Linked DNA regions of Homo sapiens: region 1 is linked to region 2. A link is a loop called in an ENCODE intact Hi-C map of the cell type or tissue named here. Cell type or tissue: adrenal gland. All regions are shown on one strand. Links, peaks and the distances in the headings refer to the core of each region. The heading gives the core; the rest is flanking DNA.

What was found. Hi-C counts contacts between places; a loop is a spot of excess contacts. Peaks named below come from ENCODE experiments on the same cell type or tissue, not always from the same donor. Only the 100,000 strongest peaks of a DNase experiment are listed, where the experiment ranks them.
Region 1: it touches region 2 in a loop (2.0-fold over the local background); 1 of 110 quality-filtered maps calls a loop at or near these places.

What each region holds. Positions count from the first base shown.
Region 1 is chr14:64,189,800-64,201,645 of GRCh38, reverse strand. It overlaps SYNE2 (spectrin repeat containing nuclear envelope protein 2), which reads right to left. Exons shown (of 116, transcript NM_182914.3): 99 at 11,409-11,575. Among named protein-coding and RNA genes, the nearest start is that of ESR2, 99 kb to the left of the region's middle. RefSeq lists enhancers at 4,396-4,545, 4,522-5,118. In adrenal gland, for the core only: no CTCF peak of the experiment used is centred there; DNase peaks (open chromatin) are centred at 3,025, 4,565 and 5,626; H3K4me3 peaks cover 2,456 bases; H3K27ac peaks cover 5,000 bases.
Region 2 is chr14:64,139,305-64,151,150 of GRCh38, reverse strand. SYNE2 (spectrin repeat containing nuclear envelope protein 2) reads right to left here. Exons shown (of 116, transcript NM_182914.3): 80 at 11,078-11,210; 81 at 9,628-9,810; 82 at 9,063-9,209; 83 at 7,203-7,379; 84 at 4,928-5,083. Among named protein-coding and RNA genes, the nearest start is that of MIR548H1, 50 kb to the right of the region's middle. In adrenal gland, for the core only: no CTCF peak of the experiment used is centred there; no DNase peak of the experiment used is centred there.

The DNA.
Region 1 (11,846 bases), core at 2,606-7,605, 51 kb before region 2:
TGTAGCCAAAGTGTAAGTAAGTTCTAGAAGGCAAGTCTGATCCACGCTCAAAGCCTTCAATAGTCCCTGCCCTACCCTGAAAAACCGGTTCAGCCCCTTGATCTCTGTACCTCAAGCATTCAGGGGCCACTCTGCCTCTAACCTTGCACTCTCTCAGACACTGTGCACCCACCAGGACAGGGAGTGCCATGGCCAGGCTGCAGCCGGCCAGTTTCCGCCGCACTCACAGCACCTCCCACAGGGCCTGGTGGGCAGGAAGCTCTCCACAAATGCTTGGTGAATGGACAAATACGGACAGGCACTTCCATGGGACTGACTTCTAGTTCCATTACCAGCTACTTTTAAGATTTAGTGAAAGTCCTTTCACCTCAGCCCCCTTATTTCAAGTACACCCGCAAAGCTGCTTAAGCTTCAGGGAAGTGGTAGCATCGGGTGAGGTGAGGGCCGGAACTCCAGAGGCAAGCAGACCTGGGCCCAAGTTCCATTCTCCCATCTAAGAGCTCTGCACCCTGCAATGTACCTAACCGCTGACTCTGAGTTTCTTCATGATCTGTAAAATTATCCACCTTGCAGGTGGCGGTGAGCTTGAAATAAGAGGCTGCATGTAAAGTCAGCTGCACAGAGTGAATGCTGGACCACATGATGCTACAATCACGCTTTATTTACAAGGCATTGGACCTCACAAAGTTCTTTCATCAGTGTTTTATTCTCAAGGGCAAGCTTGGAAGAAGGACATGTGGTCTGGAGGTGGAAGAACACAGACTCTGTGGTCAGGGCCTGGGTTTGCGTCCTGGCCATGTTTAATGCCATCTATAAAATGGTGTTAACAGTAGTACCTTCCTTCACTGGGTAGCTGAGGGGACTGAATGAGATATAACATGTGAAAGGCAGAATGCCTCGGAGATAAATGCCCAGCAACTTACAGTTGTGATAAGTTTCAAGGAGCCATGTTTTCCAAATTACATTCTTACTGCAAACACCACAAGGATACGTTCCCTTCAAAGCCACAGATGATTTATTAAAAAGAAAGTAACAGAATCCAGGACCAGGCCTGGATACAGCTGTAACCTAGATCCTGCCTTCATTCCTATGGCTTCAGAGGTACACCCTCCTCACCCCAGTATCTTGCCACCTTGATTGCCCTGGTTCCAAAAAGAACACTCCAGACAACTACCAGGGTAGCTGAGAACCCCTGGCACTGTGGGACAAGGAGTCCTCCAGGCAGTTCCTGAGGGACTGCCCTCCTGGAAGGCTCTGCTGGAGAAGAGGCCCAGCCACGAGAGCTTCCCGGGGGTGGGGGAAGGGCTCAGGCTCGTGACCTCTGCACAGCTCTCCTGCCCTCCCCACTTCTCCCTCTTCCCAGAATGAAATCTCCCACGGCCTTCATCTAGCCCCTGACCCTATTCCACCCTAAGAATCTCAGCCTCTTTCTTATTTTGAAAAGAAGAGGGCTAGAATCCAAGTATTTATTTATATATATTTTTCTTTTTCCTTGTTTCCTCTCTTCTAACTTAAAGCAATTAACACACCGGAAGAATTCAACTGGTTAAATGAAAGGAGCTAACTAGCAACACAACAGCCTGGGTACAGATCCACAGGACTGTGGTGATCTTGAACTGTTAACCCTGGGGGTTAGGTGTGCAACACGCAGAGGGGGTATGGAGAAGGTGGGGGAATAATTTGCTTGGTTTCCCCAGGGCTGTGGTATCCAAAATGGGGTGCTCAGAACAAACCAATGGGGTGTAGGAATAAAATATGAGACTGTCTACTGTCATCCCATTCTTTTAAAATTTCTACAATGTGTATGCTTTAAAATTATAAACTTAATTATTAAAATAAAACATCTATATCCCACGCTGATGGCCACATGTGCTAGGCCTGTTGTGCTCCATGTTAGCAACTCATGTACTTTTTTTTTTTTTTTTTTTTTTTGAGACAGAGTCTCTATCGCCTACGCTGGAGTGCAGTGCTGCGACATGGGCTCGCTGCAACCTCCGCCTCCCAGGTTCAAGTGATTCTCCTGCCTCAGACTCCTGAGTAGCTGGGATTACAGGCACCTGCCACCATGCTCAGCTAATTTTTGTATTTTTACTAGAGACAGGGTTTCCCCATGTTGGCCAGGCTGGTCTCGAACTCCTGACCTCAAGTGATCCACCTGCCTCAACCTCCCAAAGCGCTAGGATTACAGGCATCATTTCCTCTTCATAACAATGCTAGGAGATAGGTAGTATTATTATCCCTACTTGACAGATGAGGAAACCGAGGCACAGAGAGTAAAGAGCTTGCCCAAGTCACATGGTCAATAGCGGAAGCAGGATTCTAACCTGGGTAGTCTGGTCTGGAGCTGCTGTTCTTAAGCACTACCCATCCTCTCACATAATCCCACACACACTAACATGCACATACTGGAGATACAGGATCATTTTGCTGCAGTCAGAGAACATGACCAGAAGTCTGGACTCATAGCTCAGGATACACTGAGGGGTAGGAGCTGATATAGTAGATGCTACAACCTGGGCTCTTAGCAGGTGCCTGGGGAGGAGGCTGGAAGGCTCAATACATGCTGCCCACGTTTCCCCTCCATGATTTTCTTTCAGTAAACACTTAACCATTTGCCTTGTCTTGGATCCTGCACAGACCCTGAGGATTCAGAGATAGCTGGAAGATAGGACTTCTTCCCAGAGAGGTCATCACCTAATTTAGATGTAATGTTGACACTGTAATACAACATAGGAGTTGCTCAATAATAGCTGTTGAAGGAGTAAATGATGTTCACTCATACCTTCCAATTTGTCTGATTTGTCTTCTTCATAAAGAGGTGGCCAAATTAGATTTTTAAAGAAAAGAGGTAAAGACCAGAGCATATCAGAGCCCTTCTGCCACAAAGCAGTGTGCTGCCAGCCTAGGAGCCACTCGTGCTCCTCAGCCCTGGTTTCACACAGGGCCAATGAAGCAGTGACGGACATTCACATCACAGGCATACTTAGTGCAAGTTAAAGAGGGGGGGAAGGTGGGAGGGAAGGAAAAGAAGGTCACCAAGTGACAAAGCACTCATCCAGCCAGGATTTAGCCGGTATATCCCAAACTCCATCCAGAGGCCTAATACCTCCAAATGCCTGGGAATCTAAATGTTGTTCCTCTGATCATCAGGTAACAACTTACCCTGGGACTCATCAGGTGCACTGCTGAGCGTGTATCGTTCTGTTCTGTACAGACACTGTAATCTAATTATCACCTGTCCCAGGTCAGGAAGTATTTGTCTTTTGCCAACCCAGGCAACTGACCTCCACATTGTTGGGCCTTGTTAACACTACTCTTGAAAAATTTAAAATCTCAAGTTAATATCTGGAAATGAGAAAACCTATTCAGAAACCAGACTGCTGGCACACAGAAGCAACCACAACACTGCCTGACATCAACCACCTGAGCGCTTTGCTGCCGTGGCCACCATCTCTGCACTTGCCCAGGTTTTGACCCAGGTGCTCTTAACATTTCTCACATAGACATTTCAACAAATAACCTTTCTCCAGGAAAAAGCAGCATGATTTCCTGAATTAAATTCCAGTTATGAGAATCAGAAAAACAAAATTTTTAGGTACAAAAGCGAAGTCTTCCACCTGCATAGGCTCTTTATTGGGAGACCTGAACAAAAGCAAAATGTTTTCTATGAAACCAAACAAAAGAATTATGCCTAAGAGCCGCTTTAAATTAGAAGAGTTCTTTTGCAGTGATTATGGGTAAAAATGCAGAAAACAATCAAGGCAAATAAAGTTTTTCTTTTAACTAGCAATGGATGAGAATATAACATTGATGAACACTGCTCTCCTTCCAAACAAACAAAATCAAGTCAGGTTAGCAACATTCTATATACCAAGCCTAAGCCTTAACAATGTATGATGAAGGCTTTACATGTCAAATTTATACATATGGAATAATTTACCATTTAGTCCTATCCTCTGTGCTCAGGAGTCTACAGTTAAATTATAAAAGCCCTAAATCAGTCTAAGTGAACAAAAAAATTCCTATGCCTAATTTAAAAAATACTAAGGAAAACTGAGATGGTTCAAGTATCTGAATTTGTACTGAAATAAACAAATAGTCAAACCTGCGGGCAGCTGTCAGTTGCAAAAAACACTGTACAAATCCTGTACAATTGTATCTTTTCACATGACTAAACATCCTTATGGCAAAATAATGCATTACTCCAAGATCCTGAAGCCCTGATTTAGGGGCAGAGGCATTACAATACACGTCTGAGCTCATTGCCTCTTTAAAGCATTTTTGTCACCAGAGGACTTCCATTTTCCACACGGCATAATCACTCCTCTGCCCTGCTTGTCAGAGGCAGACTGCAGACACCACACGCATGCTGACGCTGGGAAAGAACCCATCCCCCGATGGCTGAGCACAAACACTCCGCAGCCACCATCTCATCGGTGATTTCTATTGTAACCAAAGCGACACAGCCAGAGAGCAAGACACAAGGGACAGCAGCTGGCGCCTCGGCCCAATGCAGAGCTGATGACGAAAATGGCACTTACTGTTGATGAGAAAAAATCATTCCTTATGTTTAAGCGAAAGCTCCAAGTTCCCGGCTGCACCTCCACCTCCCAGGGCCGAGGCAGCCCCTCCCCCTGCCCAGCGTGCCCTCTTCACTGGTTCAGCATCTTGCACAGAGGCGGACGCAGCCCTCTCCAAGGCTCCTTGTGAGCACGGCTGGCTGGCTCGCAGGCACAGGGCAATGCCAGCGGGAAGGAAGACACCTTCTCCCCTGCTAACTGCAATTTTTAATCTCAGTTTTCTTCCTTCCAGTAAACAAATATCTCCAGCTTTTTCCTCACACACACAGTCTTTGTTCTGACGCTACAGGATTGCAACGCTGGGGGAAGAAAGTCACACTGTTATCTTGGCTATGGGTTATTTATGAAGTGCTATAAACAGAGAGAAGAAACATTTAGATTTGGGGCATGCAAAAGAGGATTTCTGTCCTCCTCAAATTAAATTTCTCTGTTTCAGGTTTAAAAGAAACAGCAAAATCTGAAGCCCCTGAGTCCAATAGGAATGCCTTCCTCTTGTCCTCTTAAAGAAGAAATATCCCTGTGGGGGTTTTCTGCTCTGCCCTTTTGGTCCTGAACATCCTGGTTTAGGAGGGTCATTTAGTTTATCTGCTTTGTGCAAAAAAATTCTATTTTGCAGTATAAAGGGAATTTATTGCAGAGGAAGAAATTCTGTAATTTTCCTTGCTAGCTCCTCCCAGGGTTTACCATAATGTGTCTGAAAATTCCTCCTTATTTATAGCCTCAGTTTCTTCGGACAATCCTGAGTGGCAGTGCTTGGTTTGTGTCTAGTCTACCTTAGACTCATTCCCAGCCTTATTCTGAGACTTGATATCATTTTTCAGGAGTCCCTAAAGACCAACATTTAGTCATTATTATATCCCCACCTTGAAACGTAGCAAACACGTGCTATACCAGTGGAATCAGAAGTGCAGATCTGGCAATAGTTCTCCCAAAATGCTGCATCTAACTCAGGCCCACGTGGTTGGCTGTTCCTGCAACCTGCTGAACGTGAACCTCTGAGGCTCAGTACACTGGACCTGCCTGATGCTGGCCATCAGGCCGCTTGCTCATTATCCTCTTTCCTTTGGGGAGCTCCCCAACCCTCAGGAAGGCATTTCTGCAGGGTCTGGGAACAGCGGCCACCCATTCTAGAGGCAGAAGGATCAGGCTGATGGGAAGGAAAATGGAAGTGAGGAGCCTCACATCTGGCTCTCCCTGTGCTAAAATAATCCCTAAATCCTTCCAGTCCCACTGGATCAGGCAACCTGCTAAGACCAACGCAAGTCAACTTCGTGACTAGCAGCATTGTTTGGTGTTCCAGAAAACCTTGAGAAAATACAGATAAAAGGAGAGCAATGAAAAGCTTTATCAGTTTAAAAAGGCACACGTATTCCTGCCCATTCTGCAAGGCATGGAAAACAATCTTAACACACAACTGCCACGGTCGTAACTTCTGAGTTTAACGGTAACATTTTAATTGCCACTACTATAAAGTAGGTGAGCTTTTCAGGTTGGTAGGCAAAATTTAGAAGTTATGCTTGGTTTAAAAAGTTCCTTTTATGGATTTGATATTTCTGATAGTGAGAGCAATTCAGTGTAAACAGGAAGGAGCTAATCTTCAAGGTCATACGGTACTAGGAAAGTCCCTCCTTGTCAGTGGCTTAATAAGGACGACAGGCCTTGCTAGTGGTGCTACCATCAGAGAGAAATTCAGGAGAGAACATAAAATTGATGACATTTGTTCATGACATGTTATAACATGACATCTTCCATAATGAACATTTAGAAAGTACAGATAAGCAAAAAGAAAATTACAATCATTTTCATTAAAATGATTCCAACCAAGAGAAAAACCAATGTAAACTTTCTGGGAGGGTATGCTTTTCCACTTCGCTGTCCAACCTGTATCAGATACTGAACGCTTTCATCAGATTATTCACACATGCTGCTAGAAAGAGTCTTTAAAGAGTTCCTCACCCTGATCCCAAGTCTCTAAAAGAATTCATCAAGATGTGCAACCTGCCAGAGGGACTCACTGAAGACACAGCCCCACCTGTGTCTACAGAGCTCTGGTTCATAGGACAAGCAGAGTTCTCTCATTAAGGAAATGGGGAGGGAGTTCTGGGAAACAAAAGTAGATGAATTTTTAAGGAGTTCAACTACTGGGTTTTTAAAAATAAGGGGAGGCATAGGTGAGATCAGGTGGCAGGTCAACTCCTTCTCTGGCATCAGTCCTATTGAGGGGATGAGATCCAAGGACCGTCTTTTCAGAGCTTTGGCCCGTGCTGGCTGTGAACGTTAACCTTGCATCTTTCTGTCTATCACCCAACAATTTGTATCTCAACTGTTCTTAGGTAATCCAGATTCCTCCAAAACAGAGGAACACACATATTGGCAGTTCTGAAGGACACCTTCTGTAATTTAGTTGTCTGTCTTGCATTCAGAAGTTTTGCTGAGTCACTTTTCAAAGACGTTATCAAAGGCTGGGTGCAGGTGGCTCATGCCTGTAATTCCAGCACTTTGGGAGGCAGAGGTGGGAGGATAACTTGAGCCCAGGAGCTCAAGACCAGCTTGGGCAATATGGTGAAACCCCATCTCTACAAAAAACAAACAACAAAAGCAAACAACTATCCGGGCATGGTGGTGTGTGCTTGTAGTCCCAGCTACCTGGGAGGCTGAGGTAGGAGAATTGTTTGAGCCTGAAAGGTAGAGGCTGCAGTGAGCTGTGACTGTGCCACTGTATTCCAGCCTGGGCCATACAGCCAGACCTTGTCTCAAAAAAAAAAAGAAGAAAAGAGGAGGGAGAGGGGCTAATAGACACAGATAAAAAAAGTTTAACTCTTCCTTTAATTTGACAAATGAACGTAGTAGCATATAATATTTCTTGTCATCAAATCAACTTGGGTTCTACATAGTTACAATCACCAAACATATATATAGTGCTTTAAATGACCTGTGTTGATGAAATTACCTGCATGTTTCATAAGAGTGTAGATGTCACCACTGTAAGAAGCTGCCTGAGGGCCCATGAGGACTTTTAAAAGCTCCCAGAGCAACAAGGAGGGACAGCCAATCACAGGCCTCTTTATACCCACACCAGGGCCCAAGTAATCTTATGTGCACATTCCTGTCCCGGGCAGAATTCCCATTGTCCTTGGCTAAATTATTTACCTTCTCTGAGCTGCAGTTTCCCTCTCCGTAAAATGAAGAATCACACTGACTTTGCAGTGTTGTTTTAAGAATTCAAATGAAATAATCTATGTGAGGAGCCTGGCACTTAAAAAATAAGCAATGTTGGTTTCCTCTCCTATCTATCCAACAATGGAGGCTACCACCTGAAATGATCAGAAATCTAATGTGGTTTTTAAGGAAGCCTATCCTAAATCCCATTTTTTCCTCCAGTGAATTAAAACTGATTTATTGAGGCCTTGGACTTCTGAAAACCATTCTTAACCTTGAAGTTAGTTTTATAGTTAAGATCTTGCAGTAACAAGGCCGGGTACCTATGTAGGATCACCTTCCAATCTTTTTTTTTTTTGAGACGGAGTTCGCTCTGTCACCCAGGTTGGAGAGCAGTGGTGTGATCAAGGCTCATTGCAACCTCCACCTCCCAGGTTCAAGTCATTCTCCTGCCTCAGCCTCCTGAGTAGCTGGGACTACAGGTGCGCACCACCACGCCCAGGTAGTTTTTGTATTTTTGGTAGAGATGGGGTTTCGCCATGTAAGCCAGGCTGGTCTCAAACTCCCGACTGCAGGTGATCCACTGGCTTCAGCCTCCCAAAGTGCTGGGATTACAGGCATGAGCCGCTATGCCTGGCCGATCTTATTTTTAACAAGAGCTGCTGTTCCCTGCCCACAGGGCCAAAGCAGAATACTGTGGGAAGGATGGAAGAGGCTACATGGTGTCCTGGATCCTGTGGGCAAATGAAGCCATCAGGGCATCCCGCAGAGCAGGTTCTTGTCGCCACTGTTCAAATGTAAAGTTTGCAGCCTGTGCTTCCAACCCTTCCCTTCCTTTGTACAAGGCCCAGGGTGAAGTCAGCATCAGGGATTCTATGTAAGGCTGATTCTATGTAAGGCTGATTATGACAGGTCCAAGTTTGCTGCCTCAACCCACAGATTCACCTGAACAATAAACTCAGCTAAGAGCTTCTTAGATTCTAGCTGTCTGTCTCAGCCTGGCCCTTGCTTTAAAATAAGAAAAATGATTCCCTCCCAAATTCCTTAGTGCTGAAGGGATTAGCACTCAGCACGTACTGCTCATTTCAGTGTTTCAAATGAGAGGGTCTGGGCTGTCAGGGAAGTGACACTGCCTAAGTTGAAATCCTGGTTACGTCACATGCTGGCTATGTAACTGTGGGTAAGCTGCTTAGCTTCAGTCCTCAGTTTCCTTCTTGGTATGTAAAATGGGACAATGGTATCTACTTTACAGAATCACAGTGAAGTTTAAGTGAAATCACACATAAAAGGCATATTGTTAAGAATATAGGCAGCTGGCAATATATTTGCTATTATTTCAACTCCTTTTCCCCCAGCTGTTCTTTCCAAAAAGATCAATAAAATTTTACCCACTGTTTTATCTCTTTCCCACCAAAAGGTTGGCTGAAGACAGGCAAAGAGTGAGCGAGGAAAGCAAATAGCCTGTTAAACTCCAAAGTGATACAAGCAGAGCATGAACGATTAAAAATGGACTGTCATTCTAACCTTCAGGAAACATTAGCTAGATCTTGATCCTGTATGATCCATGAATGGGTTTGATGCCATCATACCCTCGACTAGTGCCAAGGGCCCGAGAAGACTTAGGCTATAAAGGCGACCACAAAGACACAATTTATCCCACAGAAATTATCTTATTCTTAACGAATGCACTGAAACATTTACTCATTTCAACAAACATCTGACGCGCTATTCTAAGCTCTGAGAATTAGGTAGTCCAGTTGCAGGCCTCACTAGGGAAAGACCTCTCATCACTAGACATAACCAACAGAATCATCTTCCACTCAATAAACACACGACCTAAGAGTCTTCTCATGGAAAAGTAATGAAAACAACCACTCCATAAATGCTGGCTCATATGTGCTGGCCCCATACCAAAGGCATGACACATATCCTCACAGCAGACAGCACCAGCGGCCTCTGATGTAAGCCAATTAGACCCATTTTACAGATTTAGCAACTGAGGCCTAGAAAGGTTAAATCACATACTCAAGTTTCCACAGTGAATAAGTGGGAAAGTCAAGAATGGTTCAAAACTTGTGCTCTTAATCCTTACTTAGGTTTCCATCATGCATTTCTGTAGGTTTGTTTTTTTTCCCCCAACTGGCTGTGGAGAGAAGTTGAATTTGGGCCAGTCTATGTTGCCAGCCAAATCCCCCTAATATTTGTCTTCAGCAAACCCTCCACTGCTAAGGAACCAGGCATGACTCAGATATTTTTTCAGAAGGCCAAGTATTTAGCAGAGATTTAAAGTCTTCTAAGATTTAGCCCCAGCCCATCTTTCTAGCTCATCTCCTATGCTTGGGGCCAGTGGGGCTTCTCATCACTTCCTGAACGGCTTCGATGCTGCTCTATTCTGTACCTGTTTGCTCTCAATGTATGTGTCTCTCTCTCTGCCACCAGTAACCGCAATCCCTCATTCAGGACCATCTGGGAACGCAGCCCCTCTGTAAGGCTCTTCCTAATCCCAGGAAGATGGGATCTGAGCTCTCAAACCACTTGGTTTTACAGATGCTCAGATACCTACTCCCACTAATGTAACTGACTCAACTTACTTCCTGCCTGTAATTCTCATAGCATTTAGCTCAGTGCCTCTGTTGATTGACTCAGGTTCACTTGTGGTTTCCAGTAAACAATGAGGTAAAGAAGATGCCAAACTTAATAATTTAAATTATTAAATTTAAATAATAATTTAAATAATAAATTTAATTTAAATAATAAATTTAAATAATAAGATAAAAGTATCTTACTTTTATCACCTCCCAATTCTTTATTCACCTTATAGGTTCTCCTGTATATTCCAAATTCTATGTGTTGTTCAAAACATCTGAGCACACTGCTATGGAAAGGACCCGTGTGGCCAGTGGAAGCACAGCTGCACAAGTGGTCCCAAGGCCAAGTGACGGTTCGCTGTATGCCACGTGGCCACTGAAAAAACATCCACCTGGAGTTTGTCTTTAGAGAGGGAATTTGAAGACATTTAAAAATTTTGGGCATCATCATCATTTTGGGAGGAGAGATAAAATTATCAGCGCTATTTCTGATAAGATTGCACTGGCCAATATAGCTTTGATTTGTGGTCCTTTGATTTAGGACTGGGCTGCGCCCAAATCCACATCCTAGGACAAGACACCCATGGGAGACCTGGCACTCTGAGCCCACACACTTTAAGAGTAGACTCCTGCCCCTGCCTTGAGTGCAAGTAGTGGGGCAGTCATGGGCCCCCAGCATCCAGAAGCCAGGCCTGTGCCCTTACCTGATCTGCCATACTGAGGCAGGAGCAACGGGCATGGCTCCACTGTGGGGACACACAAATGCTAACACAGAGGCAGAATTTCTAAACAATACCCCCTCCCAAGGATCCCTTTCCAAATCAGTTTCCAACTCTTCATTAAAACTACTCTAATTCATGTAAAGTTGTAAGCTAAAGAAAAAATATTAAGGTGGGATATACTAGCATATAATTCTTTTTGTAACACTGAAAGAATTTCCACTCATTTTTATCAAACTTTGCCTTAATCTGTAAACTTATAAAATTGCTGGATCATCTTAGAGGAAGACTGGGTTCAGTTTACTAGATCTGTAAAGTAATTACTGTTCCTGGAGAGTAATCATTTTTAGCCCATTTCTTACCTTGATCCGATGACATCAAAAAGATGTTGCCAACGATCGTTAATTTTGTTGAGCTTGTCATCGATCTCAGCTGCTCTTGATTTGTTGCTGGCCTTGATCAACTGGTCACCCATCTGCTTTAACTGTAACTTGTTTTCACTAAACAAGTTTATTTCTTCCATGCAGTCCTGGCAAAGGCACCAAAACATAAAGCCTGGCTAATTAGCCCAAACTCATTTCTTCTCCAGCCACAGACATAGAGTTACCTCTTGAAATTAAAAAAAAAAAAAAAAATTGGCCAGGCATAGTGGCTCATACCAATAATCCCAGCAGTTTGGGAAGCCGAGGCAAGAGGATCACTCTAGTCCAGGAGTTCAAGACTAGCCTGTGCAACACAGCAAGACCCCACTTCTAAAAACACTAGCAAGGTATGCTGGCACATGTCTGTAGTCCCAGCTA
Region 2 (11,846 bases), core at 3,194-8,193:
AAATCTGTTCCATAAGAAACTGATAGCTAGGTTTGGGAGTAAGAACGGATGATGAGAGAATGGAGCTGGAGGAATCTTCCACTGTATGACCCTCTATGCTTTTAGAATTTAGAGCCACATGAATATATAGCGTATGAACAGAAAACCTCTCACTGTCGTAACAATCCACCCATACTAACATGTGGGTGAATTTATGAAATATTATTCTTCTGGACTGGTTACAAAGGCACCCAGGAAACAAAACGACTTCTCTGAAATAGCCTTTGCCAATGAGATTTAGTCAGCTGCTACCTCTGTCCATCTCTGCCACCCTAACTCGCTCCCTCACACCCTGACAGCCTTATTTATTAGCATGTTTCTTTTATCATAGGTTTAACTTTTTTCATCTGCAAAGTTATAAATGAAAACACTTTAATATTAAATCACTTTCCTTCTTTGAATTTATAAAACAGTCTCTCCTAAAGGCTTGACTAACTAGATTTCTAAAAACACTTATTTACTAATAAGCTGTCATAATTCCCCTATAATGTAAAGAAAACTGGTAAGAAATGACTACAAAGCAGACAAAAGGAAGTAACAACACACACACACACACACACCCTTCAAAAATGGCAGCATAAACAACAGCCATGCCGGGCACAGTGGCTCACGCCTGTAATCCCAGCACTTTGGGAGGCCAAGGCAGGTGGATCACTTGAGCCCAGGAGTTTGACACCAGCCTGGGAAACATGACAAAACTCTGCCGTTACAAAAAAATACAAAAGTTAGCTGGGTGTGGTGGCACACGCCTACAGTCCCAGCTACTTGAGAGGCTGAGGCGGGAGGATCCTTTTTTTTTTTTTTTTTTTTTTTTTTTTTTGAGAGAGAATCTTGCTCTGTCACCCATGCTGCAGTAGGCATGATCTCGGCTCACTGAAAACTCCGCCTCCGGGATTCAAGTCATTTTCCTGCCTCAGTCTCCCAAGTAGCTGAGGCTACAGGCATGTGCCACCATGCCCAGCTAATTTTGAGCCACCGCGCCCAGAGTGGGAGGATCTCTTAAGCCTAGGAGCTCAAGGCTGAAGTGAGTTATGATTGCAACACTGCACTCCAGCCTGGGTGACAGAGTGAGACCCTGTATCAAAAAAAAAAAAAAAAAAAAAAGAAAAGAAAAAAAAAAGCCATGGCAATAGCAGCACACGAACAACCACACACGGTGGGGTTGCTCGTTTCTTTTGCTCTGCAGAATAATACGGATTTAGCCCAGTAGTCCTGTCATCTGACCTTGCTTCACTGAGGCCTAACAGTACCCTTCAAGTTTCCCAACTCCCACTTCACCGGCAAATTAATTTGTCTTACTTTAACTTCCAATTTGCTACACATAAATCAGGGTGGAATTAAAAATAATCTTTTGCTAATTATGGAGATTCAGTAGAATTTGCAAGTCCTATTTTTCCATTCTGTGAGAACCAGCATTAAATATTTTTAAAATATCTAAATTCCTCTGACTTTATCACGAACATACTTCTTTAAGAAGCTGTGCTTGCTTATAGTATAGAGGCATCAAACTTGAGGGATTAATAATCTCATCTCAAACCTCCCCACTCTATTCAACTATACAATTTTCCTTGATAATTATAATATGTCAAACGTGGCCTTTTTCCAGTCATCAATGGCTTTTAGAAGCCCTTCGGAATATTTCAATCCTAATGTCTTCATGCTTCATCAACTCCAGTCCTTAACTTTTCTAGAGTAAAGCCACTTTAGCAAGCTTACCTGAACTGAAGCATTCTGCCCTGGGATAAGTCATTAAAGTATACATCAATCATTTTCATCATTTTCTTTTCTTTTTTTCTTTCTGTTTTGTTTTTTTAGAGATGGGGTCTTATCCAGGATGGAGTGCAGTGGCATGATCATGGCTTACTGCTTGAACCTTGAACTCCTGGCTCAAGTGATCCTCCTGCCTCAGCTCCCGAGTAGCTAGGATTACAGGTGTGCAACACTATGCCCAGATAACTTTTTTTTTTTTGGTAGAGACTGGGTCTTATGTTGCCCTGGCTGGTTTTGAACTCCTGGCCTCAAGTGATCCTTCTGCCTTAGCCTCCCAAATTTCTGGGATTACAGGTGTGAGCAACTGCACCTGGCCTCATTTTAGTTCTTGTATGCAAAGAATAGTGGAAAAAAAAAAAAAAAAAGAGAAATTAACATTTATAGAAAAGCAGCCTTTTAGGTCTATTAATAGATATATTCAGGCAACTATTAAGCACCTATGAATTTCACAGGCAGTGACAGGTATAACAGGCATGCTGATGTGCCAGCCTGCCTTGAGAATCCCACAATCTGGTAGACGACAGACCCGTGGACAGATGAGCCCAGTACAGTCTCTGACACATGATGCTACATGGGGTGCTAGGGAAGCCTGTTTTATTTATTTGCTTCCATCTTGGCCTTGTTTATGGCCTTTTACAAAGAGGCATCCAAGCAGCAGCATAAAAAATTAAAATAGGAAGAAATGAGCTAATGGAAATGTGGGAGTAGGTAGGAAGGCACAGTCAGTGGGCACGTGGTGAGGGAGGGGGTCAGGGTGCTTTGATTGAGTTCTGACAAACATAGAGGAGAACCTGTGTGTGGATGGTGGGGGCGAGGGGAGGGAAGTAGAAATAATTCTGCAATCAGCTGCAAATGTAATGGCACAGAGGCAAATGGGGACTGACGAGGGATGATGCCGGCCAGGCATGTCTGTAAATTTCTTTTAAAGCCCCTTGTCTCAGTCAACACTAGTCATTTTTCTAATGAGCAGAGCAAATGTGAGAAATGGTTTTCTATTGGTAAAATTAATGGATTATTATTGTTATTAGAGATGGGGTCTTGCTTTGTCACCCAGGCTGAACTACAGTGGCATGATCATAGTTTACTGTCACCTTGAATTCCTGGGCTCAAAGGATATTCTTCCCTTAGCCTCTTGAGTAGCTGGGACTACAGGCATGCACCACCATGCCCGGCTAATTTTTAAATAGTTTTTTGTAGAGACGGGGTCTCACCGTCTTGCTCAGGCTGGTCTCGAGCTCCTGGACTCAAGCAATTCTCCCACCTCAGCCTCCCAAAGTGCTGGGATTATACACATGAGCCACTGCGCCCGGCCTTAATGGCTTATTAAATAACATAATGAGTATTAGAAATGGGTTCTCACTAGTAAATTTCATGTACTCAAGATCCATGGATTGGCTAAACTACCGTAGATATAATTTCCACCCCTACTTGAACGGCTATAAGAACTGGGCATAGCCTGTTGCCTTCAACTAGTGCAATAATCCCTAAGGTAAGTCCTTATGTGGTTTTTGTATCCAGTTTAAACTCCAAGGATTCTGGTTGCCTAATGTTGGCCATAGAAATAATGGACTCTTGCTTCTGGAATATTACTATGTCTGCCTTTCATGCAAAGCGGTGGTTGGTGTGCTAAAGAGGGCAGAGAGGCTTTGCTGAACTTAGTTATATAAACTATTTTTAGTGCTTGCTTGCTAATCTATGTTTCTACAGATGGTGGCATTGTGTCTGGAATTTATTTTATTTACAGCTTGGTAGTGAGGTTGTGGGAAGAATAGCTAAACTTAATCCATTTCGACCTTGTTCCGTGGCTACCATTATCTATCAAAAAGAGAAACAACTGTGTAAGACTCACTTGACTTAGGTCTATTTGCAACTCTTTGTAGGTGAGGGACCAGAATGTCATTCTAAAACATGTGAACTTCATTCTGTGGTCCATCTGGAGCCACTGGAGGATTTTCCAGTGGAGAGTGTTGTGACCCTTTGCATTTCAGAAATATCCCTCTGCAGCAATGTGGAGAATGAATCAGAAGGAAATGAGGGAGGAGGCTGGCAAGTGGGCTGGAAGCAGCTGCATGAGACAGGCCTGCACTGAGGGTGGTCTGAAGGAAGCCGGCCTGACCGAGACAGACTGGCCAGACAGTAAGGAGTAAGTCAAGAGCACCTAATGAGAAACTGTATGTAGCGACACGCATGAAAACACCTCCTGGGCTCTGGAAAGAACCACCTACTAGGGGACAGGCCAGCACCAGGCTGCGGAATGTAGGCTTCCAGTAAGGAAGCACATGACTCCAAGGTGGCTGTCAGAAGGCTAAAGTGGAGATGGCTCATTGGGAGGTGGGAACAGTATACGAGCAGGTGAAAAGGGCCGCTTACGGTGGTGCTGCTGCTCACATTTATGTCCAGTGCTATCCCGTGACCTCCTCAGTAGAAATGGGGTCCGGCCAGACTTTCCAGTCCTGACAGTGACTATTGTAAGGCCGTCACGCAGGAAGTGCAGAAACAGCACAGCGTGTGCCGCCTGCCGTGATGGCGATGGCAGAGGTCCTCTGAATGGGCAGCAGCCACAAGGGCAGTGCTAAAGCAGGATCAGTGTGCAAAGACTGAGTGATGCGGCAAAGCATAGCTGAACCACGGACAACACCCTCAAGCCCAAATGTGATTCAGCAGAGGTTCCAAGGGACAAGTGAACTTTTTAAAGCATAATACACAATAGGTAGAAGAAAATCATTTTCCTCGAAAAAACACAGAATGAAATGCTAAAAATAATGAAACCTTTAGAGTAATTTTGTAACATTAGGCAAAATGATTAAACAAATGGAAAATTGGAAAGCATTTAAATCAAAATTCCCTTTGAACATTTTTCCCCAAGAGTACTACTCAAACCTCTTAAGAGCAGCAATACTGTAACGGTGAAAGTACATTCTTCTGTTTATCATAAAAAACGGCACTTTGCAATTTTGTAAAACCCATGGGTCATTATCTAATTGACATAAGAAAATAAGTAAATAGAGGGGAGCTGGAAGAGAGTTTCCACAAACTACAGCAACTTATCCTCGGGGCAAGAGAGGTGACCGAATCACCCCAGCTCGCGGGTTGGGTGGGATGCTGTTCCCCTCCTCACCTGACAGTCCAGGAGCAGCTTCTGCACTGAGATCACACTTTCAGGTTTTTGTAAAGTTTTCAGTCTCTCTTCTTGTGCTTCCAGCCAGTTGTTCAAGATCTGTATTTTATTTTCACTCTCAGTGATACTTTCTAGAAGTTGTTCTAAATGTTGTATCTAAGTGAATGTAAAGATTACAAAAAATGTTAAAATGTATGTTTTAAAAGGTAAATGCCATGACGTTATTTTTTAAAAAACAATTTTGCTTCTTTTCAAATTTCTAATATTTCATGTAATAAGATGCTCTGATAACTTTTGAATAAAGATTCAAAAATCAGAAAACAGAGTTAAAGCTCCTCTTAGGAAAAAAATATCATATTTAAGGTGAAAGCTAATCTGCTGAGAAAGGTAGCTGTTGTGGAGTTTCAGATGTATACAAAATAAAATGTTCCCAACATTCGATATTTTTTCATTGTGTCATCTATTAATATATGTAAAGTATAAGAAAAATTTCTTTCCTCAGACTTTCTGCATTAGAGTTGCTTAAAATTTCTACCAATATCAATAAAAAATAATTTATCAATTCAATAAAATAATCATTGTCTTTAATGTCTGTGATTCTCATTCATAATAAATTTTTTATTAGGTCATAATCATAATATACACACATTTTTATATTCTTTTTTACATACATTATAACTACTGTGTCATGACATAATTTTTTTTTTTTTTTTTTTGAGACGGAGTCTCGCTCTGTCACCCAGGCTGGAGTGCAATGGTGCAATCTCGGCTCACTGCAACCTCCACCTCCCGGGTTCAAGCAATCCTCCTGCCTCAGCCTCCCTAGTAGCAGGGATTACAGGCACGTGCCGCCATGCCCAGCTAATTTCTGTATTTTTAGTAGGTCAAGAAAACACCTGACCTTGTGATCTGCCCGCCTCGGCCTCCCAAAGTGCTGGGATTACAGGCATAAGCCACCACGCCCAGCCTGTCATGACATAATTTTAAAAGGCTGCCCGGCCAGGCGTGGTGGCTCTTACCTGTAATCCCAGCATTTTGGGAGGCAGAGGTGGGTGTATCACTGGAGGTCAGGAGTTCGAGACCATCCTGACCAACATGGTGAAACCCTGACTCTACTAAAAATACAAAAATTAGCTAGGCGTGGCGGCAGGCATGTGTAATATCAGCTATTTGGGAGGCTGAGGCAGGAGAATTGCATGAATCTGGGAGGTGGAAGTTGCAGTGAGCCGAGATCGCGCCACTGCACTCCAGCCTGGGCAACAGGGCGAGACTCTGTCTCAAAAAAAAAAAAAAAAAAAAAGCTGCCCCAATGTTTCATCAAATTAATACAGTATAATTCGATGAACTATTCCCCTAGAGTGAGAATTAAGGCATGGTACATTTTCACAGCTGTAAACGATGCTGAATTGAACACTCTGTGCACATCATTTACTTTTTTGAAGGACTATCTACTTAAATGTGTAAGAGGTGACTTGCTTGGTTAAGTGATAAGATTATTATTACGGTTCTTTACATTTTCCAAATGCTTTCCAAGAAAGTACTTAAGCCATTATCAGCAATGTATGAACGTGACAGCTTTGGGTTTTTGTCCTTATCTGATTAATTTTTTTTCTAATTAAGTGCATTATGTTACACAGTGTTTATTTTGAGTATCTGCTAATGATATCTTTCCATGTTTATTTGCTAACTATAATTTCCTCTTTTGTGAATTGTCTGTTCATGTCCTTTGTCCATTCATGTACTTGTATCTTAATTGTGTAAATCCATTTGTATGCATTCTCTACACAGTAAACACACCAATTATCATCATGATTATATGTAAAGTATTTTTTCAGGAATAAGTTTTCCGAATCTTTTCAAGAGTCATGGAGTGAAAAATCTACCAAAAAGCCAAGTGCATTTTTCTTTCTTTTTATAACCTTTTCAAAGCTGAAATAGCTTTGCCCCTTTTGAACATCTGCTTTCATAGAAAATGTAAAATCTCTGATCATTTAGGAGTCTGACATAATACTTGACATGTTCCTAAATAAAATTCCTCATCTTCACTTGCCTAGCTCAATTTCCCACTAAGAAATCTCAAATATAAGAACTATTTTTATATTCTCTTATAGGTACCAATGGAGAATGCTAAAACATAGGATTTATAAAAGGGCTATAGTTGAGATGATTATTAGGCTTAATAATCAGTCAACTAATTGAACGTCTTTTTTGATTTTTCAGAAAGTGTGTTTCATAAAGGTCAAACCACACATCCAGTTGTGACGCAGGAACACACCTTTCTATTCAGCATTCCATGTACACGGTGCCACTGGCGGTTCATCTCCCCCAGGTGCTCTGCAAACTCCGTTCTTTCATAGCGCTTGCTTTCTACATCACAGGTGCTTAGCTGAAGTAATGACTGGTTAACGAAGTCAACTATCCACTGTTTATAGTCCATTTCCATTCTAAACTCCTAAAATAAGCAAAGTTAAACACCAAAGCAGTCATGAATGTTGGTCAGATCAAATGGATTTCCCTTTATGTGCTCGAGGGGGCACCAAGCTCCCGTCCATTAATCAAGGGGCACCTGTCAGGAGTTCTGTTCTACCCTCCCCAACCTACACCAGGAGTTGGCTTTATTGGAGTAGGGATTCTTTTGGGGAATTACACAGAGATGCACTGCTTTCAAATAGGCTGAAAAGTCAAAGGGGCACTATGTATGGCAGTTGCTATCATCTGAACCCTGACCACGACCCAGGATATGACAAAGCTTCCTGGGGGAGGCTGCCTGTCAGCTGTGCTGGAATTCTGGGCCATCCTGAGGGCTCACGGAAACAACCAGATGGGAAATAGGAAGTAAAGTCTCTTTCAGAAAACCCAGGACACCTTAAGGAACTCTGTCATTTAGGCAGCTTCCCTGTTCCTTCGGGGATAGTTAAGGCCTCTCAGGTGGCTTTAGAAAGTTTGGGTGGCTTTAAGTTGTACAGCAATCCTAAACCCACCCAGGGCCAACAACATTTCTGCCAAACCTGTCACTTACTGATTTTATCTCTGCAAGTTCTAGCACCTCTTTTGGAGACACCCGGGGGTGACAGTCATGTGGTATGTGCTAGGTTGCTAGAGCCTGTGAGAATATACACGTGTAGACTTTTCGAAGATTTTACTACACACTGAAGTTAGGATGTGATGGTACATAAAAACAAAATTCTCTGCTAATATCTTGCTTGGTGATTAAGCCATTCATCTTCTGCCTACCAGAAGCTAGTTCCATCAGCCTGCATGGTCTTAAAGCAATGACCACACTTGTCACTCATCTTTGTATTCCCAGTGGCCAGCATAGTGCTGAGCACACAATACACGTTTGCATGTGGCTCATGAAATGTTAATTAAATCTACTTGAAATTAAATATCACAGAGAAGGCCACATTTATATCTATTTGTAGAAGGATCTCAATATTTTCTTACTCATTCTCTTACTCAAAGAACATTTCATTAACACCTGTTAGAGGAAGGCAGGTATTGGGATAGGCGTGCTATATTTTAGCAAGGTGAAGGATGGCCCCTGGTCTCGAGAAGCTCAGTCAAGGTGGGGAGACAGGCAAATAAACCAATAATTATAATAATGCATGATAGGAGCTACTAATAGCATCATGGAGACATCTAATCCAGGAAAGTCACCTAGTCTGGCTGGGAGAGTCAGGGGTGGATTTGCAAACAAGGACAACTCGAGCTGACTATGGAAGATGACTAAGAGGACGTATACAGTTAAACGTGGGCCCTGGCATTCCAGGTAGAGGGTGCAGCATGTACACAGGATGATAAGGGAGAGCACCAAGAACAGTTAAGGAATCAAAATCACTCTGTCAGGCAGAGTCTGTGGTTATTGGGGGTGGTGGGATGGGGATAAAAAGGTGAGACCACAGTCTGTTAAAAGCTTGCTTGGATTGTCCTGTGGTGATGGGGGCTGGCAAAAGGAATTTAAGTGGAACAAAAGCAAGTCTACTAACATCTCTCCAGAATCATCCACCACCCCAGTTTCCTACCCCTAGAATTAGTTTTTTGAAATTATATCCTATGTGTCCCTTTGTCCAGCATTACCCCTCTGATTAGCCTTCTTGTTTCAATGAAAAGACTTCTGCTCCTTTTGCATAATTACCTTGTGCTTCTGAAGAAGATGTTTAACTTGAGATGCAGAACTTGGTGAATGCACGGAGTCTTCATCTGAAGTTTGATGCTCCACATTGTTCATCCAGCTAATCATTTCTGTGATTGCTTTACGAGACGGCAATTTCTCCATTTGAAGCTGTAAGAACAAAATGATTTCCATTTAATTGCCTGCAGTTAACAAAATGAATCAGAGCATCACTAAAGATGATATCTGGTTTGATAAAAGGTCTTGCTATATAATTATGCAGGTTACTCAAAAAAAAAACAAACCCAGCATTCAAACTTAGAATAAGCGACCCCAAAACAATGACAATGACCTTCACATAAACTAACACAGTGGCAAAGATAAACTGAGAAATAAAGTAATTAAGCCTGATTTCTCTCTTAAGAAAAATCCCATTGGAGGAGGGTCCAGTAATTAAGACTTATATTCAGTGGTGCCAGAGAAAAATAGGTAGTGTCAATGAAAATTATTGAGTCAGAGAAATAATTTTAAAAGAGTTATGAGCTAACAAGTGAATGCTAATTCAAATGCTGAGGCTCTAAAGACTTACCTGGTGAAGTTTTTCTTGAATATCTGGAAGTTGAGTTATGAGCATTGTCCATTTTTGTTCAAACTGTGCTAAAGAAGCTCTCAGTGTAGCTGTATCAGTTTCTTTCAGGTGAAGAAGCTGGTTCCCGATACTGATAACGGCAGTCTTCAAGGAGGATTTTTCATCAACTTCTTTTGAAAACTCCTAAAGGAGAGTTTTAAAATTTAGAAACTTAAAATTTAAATATAGCAGAAAGTAAGAGTCGGAATAACTGGCTAGAGTCAACAAATAAACATAGTAAATATACGAATGTGTATACACACACACACACACACCCCTTTTTCCTACTGTTGGGCATTACATACACGATGGGGAACAAAAGAGATGGAATGCATACCCCTCAAGAAGCTTATCACCCAGTGGGTTAACATTTTTAAAAATAAGTCATTATTTAAATGGGGTAAGTTTTACAATAAACTATGGAACCCAACACAAAGTGCACATTAAATGAATTACTTGCAACAAGTTTGTAATTAAAATGTTTAAATCTTTCCTATGTAGAAATTCTTTCAAGTATGTTGAAAAAATTTACATTTTAATAGCAAAGTTAGTAATCATAGCTACGAAGTATGAAAAATAAAAAAAAAACAGGAAAAGTCTAACAGAAAAGACTACGTTTCATAAATGCATTGACCAATAATCATTTTGTAATTATATTACAAGAGTAATACATTTTTATTTCCCCCAAAATTTGGGGGATATTTTTGAATTTTTTTCCAAAAAACACCTCAAAACAATGGAACAAAAGCTTTTTAGTAGAAATATCAATTTTGTTTACAATAATTTAAAACTATGCATTTATTAATGTTAACATTTATAAGTTAATAACCTTATAAAGTTGTTTTTGGGTCTTGTATTTTTTGTATTTGTAAAACATGACCTATGTCAGTGCAAGTTTTTTGAGACTGAGTTTCACTCTTGATGCCCAGGCTGGAGTGCAATGGCGCCATCTCAGCTCATTGCAACCTCCACCCACCGCGGTTCAAGTGATTCTCCTGCCTCAGCCTCCCGAGGAGCTGGGATTACAGGCATGCACCACCATGCTCGGCTAATTCTGTATTTTTAGTAGAGACAGGGTTTCTCCATGTTTGTCAGGCTGGTATCGAAATCCCGATCTCAGCTGATCCACTGCCTCAGCCTCCCAAAGTGCTGGGATTACAGGCGTGAGCCACTGCACCTGGCGCAAGTTTTAAATTCAGATATATTTTATGGGGTCAATTAAAAACATATTTTATTATAAACGAATGAACAGTATAAACAGTTCTAGGTTTGAAGAACACAGCTGCCATTCGCCCAAGTCTTACCCCTTATCCACAAATAAATACGAAGACTATCACATCAACCCTGATGCTTTTTCCTTGATATTTATTTCTGACCAGTAATTAACTGAACATATGCTATTACAACTTACAAAAAAATTGTTGATGTTGCTTCTGATTGTATCCAAGTCCTGAGACACATTGAGGGACTGTTCTTTCCAGTAATTCAGAGTATGCTGGGAAGATTCCAACCACTTGGTTAACTGATCCGAATCTCTGTTATAACTAACAGGAGCAAAGTGAGAGAGAAGGCAGATTAGAAACATATTCTGATAATGATATGCATCACCAGCAAATTTTCTTATTTTATTGTATGTCCTCCTATGTTGATCAGTCCTAACATTCAGAATATCATGACGTTAATAAGGATTATATCATGTTTTATACCATGATGCTCCTGGCATTTTCTAGGACTCTCTTCATTACAGCTCAGCAAGAACAGTGAGGATTTTAGGCCAGATGTGGTGGCTCATGCCTGTAATCCCAGCACTTTGGGAGGCCGAAAAAGGTGGATTGCCTGAGGTCAGGAGTTCGAGACCAGCCTGAAAAACATGGTAAAACCCTGTCTCTACTAAAAAATACAGAAAATACCCAGGCATGGTGGCAGGCGCCTGTAGTCCCAGCTACTCAGGAGGCTGAGGCAGGAGAATCGCCTGAACCCAAGAGGTGGAGGTTGCAGTGAGCCGAGATTGCGCCACTGTACTCCAGCCTGGGCGACAGAGCAAGACTCTGTCTCAAATAAAAAAAAAAATAATAATAATAATGAGGAAGTCTAAAGCATTCTTTATTTCTTATTACAGCTACACAAAAGTATACCCAATGAAGGAACAGAGATTTTTATCCATCAAATGTCTTCTATAA